Linked DNA regions of Homo sapiens: region 2 is linked to region 1. The links are chromatin loops, found by intact Hi-C in ENCODE. Cell type or tissue: PC-3. All regions are shown on one strand.

Region 1 (2,500 bases):
GGAGGATCACTTGAGCCCAGGAGTTTGAGGCTGCAGTGAGCTACGATTATGCCACTGTACTGAAGCCTGGGTGAGAGCAAGACTCTGTCTCTAAAAGAATTAAAAAGGTGGCCAGACTTTAGAGACAGAGGGGTAAAGATTTAGAGTTAGGGAGATCAGCCAGGCATGGTGGCTCATGCCTATAATCCCAGCACTTTAGGAGGCTGAGGTGGGCGGGTCACTTGAGGCCAGGAGTTTGAGACCAGTCTGGCCAACATGGCGAAACCCCGTCTCTACTAAAAATACAAAAATTAGCCGGGTGAGGTGGTGCACACCTGTAATCCCAGCTACTCTGGCAGCTGAGGCAGGAGAATTGCTGGAACCCAGGAAGCAGAGGTTGCAGTGAGCCATGATTGTGCTACTGTTCTCCAGCCTGGGCAATGGAGTGAGACTCTCTCCAAAAAAAAAAAAAAAAAAAAGGAAGATTGAGTCTGGGTTTTTCCAACTGACCTCAACTCTTTAGCCAGAATGAAAGGAAAGGTAACCCTCAACCAAAAGTAAGGACTGGGGCTGGGCACGGTGGCTTGTACCTGTAATCCCAGCACTTTGGGAGGCCAAGGTGGTGGGTCACCTGAGGTTAGGAGTTCGAGACCAGCATGGCCAACATGGTGAAACCCCATCTCTACTAAGAATAAAAAAAAGCAGCCAGGCATGGTGGTGCACACCTGTAATCCTAGCTACTTGGGAAGCTGAGGCAGGAGAATCACTTGAACCTGGGAGGTGGAGGTTGCAGCGGGCTGAGATTGTGACACTGCACTCCAGCCTGGGTGACAGCGAGACTCCGTCTCAAAAAACAAAACAAAAAAAGTAAGGGGTGAGAAGTGAGCAGATAGTCCTAGAAATACATGACGAATCGTTGGCAGAAAAATGAGCAAAGAGGAGTGAGTGAGGAAGTGAGTGGCAAACCTGGGGTTTGAGGCTGTGGGAGTCTGACGAGGCTGTGGGAGTCTGACCAGGCTGTGGGACAGACAGCTCTTGGACGCAAGGGAAGCTGTGACCCCACTAAGAAGGTTCTCTCTGCGTCGAGATGGGAGACTCTTTGGGAGGCAAAATTAGCAGCAGGTGATAGAAAAGTATCAGTCTTGGGGTGCTTGGGCTGGGAGGAGATGGGCAAATTATTAGCCTCTGCAATAGAAATGGCAGAAAAATTGAGCAGACCTGGGAGATCATCCCTAAAAAAATAAAGGTCACTTTTTCCTGCAATATACTACTGTATTTAAGTTGTTTGAGGGATAAATGTTTTTAATCAAAGAGCACCACCTAAAGGTTCTTAGTCATGTTCAGCACTAGAAACTGCTCAGTAACAACATCTGATGGGAATAAAATGATTCTTGAGAGACTTCAATGTGATAGCAAAATGTACCCTAATGGAATCTAAATATATTTTAACAATTGCTGCCTTCATGTGATGTGAATGAAACTTAGGAAAATTGTCAGCTTCTAAAAGTCCTGCTAGAAAGTTAGGGCTGCGCTACAACTTCTGGGGCATTTATAAAAATAAAAAGGCCTGTTAAAACACTGAAAACAACACAACGTAGATCTCAGGACAAAGTGGAGGTTGGGGCCCTTAAAAATAACCACTGTAATGCAATCATTTTCTTTCTGCTAAAAAATACAGTAAAGGCTGGGTGCAGTGGCTCATACCTGTAATCCCAGCACTTTGGGAGGCCCAGGCGGGCAGATCACCTGAGGCCGGGAGTTCAAGACCAGCCTGACCAACATGGAGAAATCCGTCTCTACTAAAAATAAAAATTAGCGGAGTGTGGTGGCGCACGTCTGTAATTCCAGCTACTGGGGAGGCTGAGGCAGGAGAATCGCTTGAACCCGGTGAGAGGTGACAGCGTGCTGGCAGCCCTCACAGCCCTCGATCGCTCTCGGCGCCTCCTCGGCCTTGGCGCCTACTCTGGCGGTGCTTGAGGAGCCCTTCAGCCCACCGCTGCACTGTGGGAGCCCCTTTCTGGGCTGGCCAAGGCCGGAGCCGGCTCCCTCAGCTTGCGGGAAGGTGTGGAGGGAGAGGCGTGGTCGGGAACCCGGGCTGCACGCGGTGCTTGCGGGCCAGCGTGAGTTCTGGGTAGGCGTGGGTGTCCGCGGGCCCCACGCTCCAGCAGCCAGTGGGCCCCGCCAGCCCGGGCAGTGAGGGGCTTAGCACCTGGGCCAGCAGCTGCTATGCTTGACTTCTCCCTGGGCCTTAGCTGCCTCCCCGCGGGGCAGGGCTCGGGACCTGCAGCCTGCCATGCCTGAGCCTCCCCCACACGGTGGGCTCCTGCGAGGCCCAAGCCTCCCTGACCAGCACCACCCCCTGCTCCACAGCGCCCAGTCCCATCGACCACCCAAGGGCTGAGGAGTGCAGGTGCAGGGTGCGGGACTGGCAGGCAGCTCCACCTGCGGCCCTGGTGCAGGATCCACTGGGTGAAGCCAGCTGGGCTCCTGAGTCTAGTGGGGACTTGGAGAACCTTTATGT
Region 2 (2,500 bases), 140 kb before region 1:
CCAGGAGATGTCAGCTCTGGTGAGTCACTGAATGGGCTGGCTGACCTCAGCTAATAATAGCAATTCTTTACATTTTTAAAGCACTTTATAGTTTTAAAATCTCCTCATTTGGGAGTTGGCAAGACAGGAATTATCCCCATGGGACAGATGAGAAACACAAGGGAAGCAGGGTTTGGGGGAGTGGGTGGTGCCAGGAACTGGGTTAGGGTACTCTTTTCCTAACTTTCAGTTCAGTGATGAGCAGTTAATTTTCTTTTCTTTTCCTTTCTTTCTTTTTTTTTTTTGAGATAAGAGTCTCACTCTGTCACCCAGGCTGGAGTGCAGTGGCACAATCACGGCTCACCAGGACCTCTGCCTCCTGGGTTCAAGCGATTCTCATGCCCCAGCCTCCCAAGTAGCTGGGATTACAGATGGGCACCACCACGCCCGACTAATTGTTTGTATTTTTAGTAGAGATGGGGTTTCACCATGTTGGCCAAGCTGATCTCAAACTCCTGGCCTCATGTGATCCTCCCGCCTTGGCCTCCCAAAGTGCTGGGAGCCACCATGCACGGCCAGTTAATTTTCTAAGCTCCGATTTTTTCGTGCTTCAAATGATGGACCTGATGTTTTATAGGATACCCTCTCATTGTAATTCCATGCCTCTCTGTGATCTCATTTGTCATAAGCTTCCAATTTTTAAAATGTACAGGTTGTAAATCATTTCAAGCTTTGTAGGTCCAGATGACAATAAAATATATGTGTTTCAGTAGCAGGGATAGACAATAGGTTTTATTTTGTTCATTCCGTATTCAGTTTGTCTTGTTTTATAGATGGATCTCGCTCTGTTGCCCAGGCTGGAGTGCAGTGTCAAATTATGGCTCACTGCAGCCTCAAACTCCTGGGCTCAAGGGATCCTCCCGCCTCAGCCTCCCAAGTGGCTGGGACTAATATTCACTTTTATCCAGTACTGTCATGTCTACACAATGGATACTATATAGGTCCCTTTAGAAGATGTATAAAATTTTAAATGAGGCCTATTTATTTTAAAGGTGTTTTTTCTCTATTTTGATAGATGTTAAACCTTCAGAAAAACTACTGACATTCAAAAAGGTATCTAACCCCTGAGGTTTGACAAACTTTAGAGCATTTTTAAAGGAATAGACTTTTTAAAAACTGAAAATCAGTAAATATCAGTAACCAATGGGCTCTAAAAGCCAACTTTGAAAAAGAAGCTCATGACAAAGAAGCCAAAATTACAAGAGGAAATGGTATAGCGGAGCCAACACTCCCCACCCACAGTGTTCTAGATGGAGCTCCACCCACAGTGTCCTAGATGGAGCTCCACCCGCATTGTTCTAGATGGAGCTCCTCCCGCAGTGTTCTAGATGGAGCTCCTCCCGCAGTGTTCTAGATGGAGCTCCTCCCGCAGTGTTCTAGATGGAGCTCCTCCCGCAGTGCTCTAGATGGAGCTCCTCTCGCAGTGCTCTAGATGGAGCTTTTAGGCTCACTTTTTATCAGACGAATTTATGTTGTCTTTTAGGTTCTTGTGTGTGTGTCATAAGGAAATCAGTAAGCATAAAGTGGCTTTAATTGCACTTGGCAGAGGACTAAGGGTATATAAAGATTGGTGACCGTTGTGAGAACTAAAGTACATTTTATTTGCTTGTAAAATTTTGTTTGCCACGATATCTTAGGCATTATACAATGATTTCCGGTCCAGAGGATCCTGAGAATTTAACATGAATATTATGAAGTTTCCTGTCTTCAAAATTTTGTATTTGAATACTTATTTTAATATCGCTTAAATGTATTTCTAACATAACATCCTGTCTGGCAGTCTTTGTAAACTCTCAAATTTGTCTAAGCTCTAAGTTGTTAGGGGTCATTCTTCTGTTCCAAGTCGATGTTGTTCTCCATATCTGCTGTATTTCAATACCCCTTACTAGACGTAAAAAAGATAAGAGTATCTCTTTCAAGCAAACCTTAATTTTTAAAAACACCCTTTAACATTTTTTTGTGTTTCTAGTTTTCATGAACCATTGGAAGAACACATTGTGTTTTTGAAATAAAGGGGCTTGGCTGGGCACAGTGGCTCACGCCTGTAATCCCAGCACTTTGGGAGGCCGAGATGGGTGGATCACTTGAGGTGCTACCTCCTCCTGGAAGATTTCCTGATTCCTTGTCTTTCCCAGACCAAAGTGAGGGACTCTTCCTTTGTTCTAGTGGTTCCCTGTACATTCTCATCTTAGCATAGGTGGTACCATCTCGGAGATGGTAGCTAGCTTTTATATCAGATGTGGCTTGATCAGTGGTGGTTGCCTAGACACTGGTTTTCAAAGTATGGTCCCTGGACCAGCAACATCAGCATGACTGGGGGCTGCACTCTAGAGTCACTGACTCAGAAGCTCTGGGGTTAAGACCCAGCAATCAGTGTCCTAATAAAACTTCCAGGTGATTCTGATGCCTGCTCCAGATTGAGAATCCCTGGCTGAGAGGCTTTTGACGAGCTGGATTCTGA

What was found. Peaks named below come from ENCODE experiments on the same cell type or tissue, not always from the same donor. Only the 100,000 strongest peaks of a DNase experiment are listed, where the experiment ranks them.
Region 2: a loop joins it to region 1, with 4 times the contacts of the local background. A loop is called at or near these places in 4 of 110 quality-filtered maps.

The regions. Positions count from the first base shown.
Region 1 is chr18:57,643,546-57,646,045 of GRCh38, reverse strand. The region is part of intron 2 of ATP8B1-AS1 (ATP8B1 antisense RNA 1); the gene reads right to left. Among named protein-coding and RNA genes, the nearest start is that of ATP8B1-AS1, 14 kb to the right of the region's middle. RefSeq lists enhancers at 1,528-2,038, 2,039-2,500. In PC-3, a CTCF peak has its summit at 1,326; no DNase peak of the experiment used is centred here.
Region 2 is chr18:57,786,340-57,788,839 of GRCh38, reverse strand. All of the region lies in intron 1 of ATP8B1 (ATPase phospholipid transporting 8B1), which reads left to right. It overlaps LOC124904310 (a long non-coding RNA gene), which reads right to left. Exons shown (of 2, transcript XR_007066388.1): 2 at 1,620-2,500. Among named protein-coding and RNA genes, the nearest start is that of ATP8B1, 16 kb to the left of the region's middle. In PC-3, a CTCF peak has its summit at 1,449; a DNase peak (open chromatin) is centred at 19; H3K4me3 peaks cover 629 bases; H3K27ac peaks cover 2,381 bases.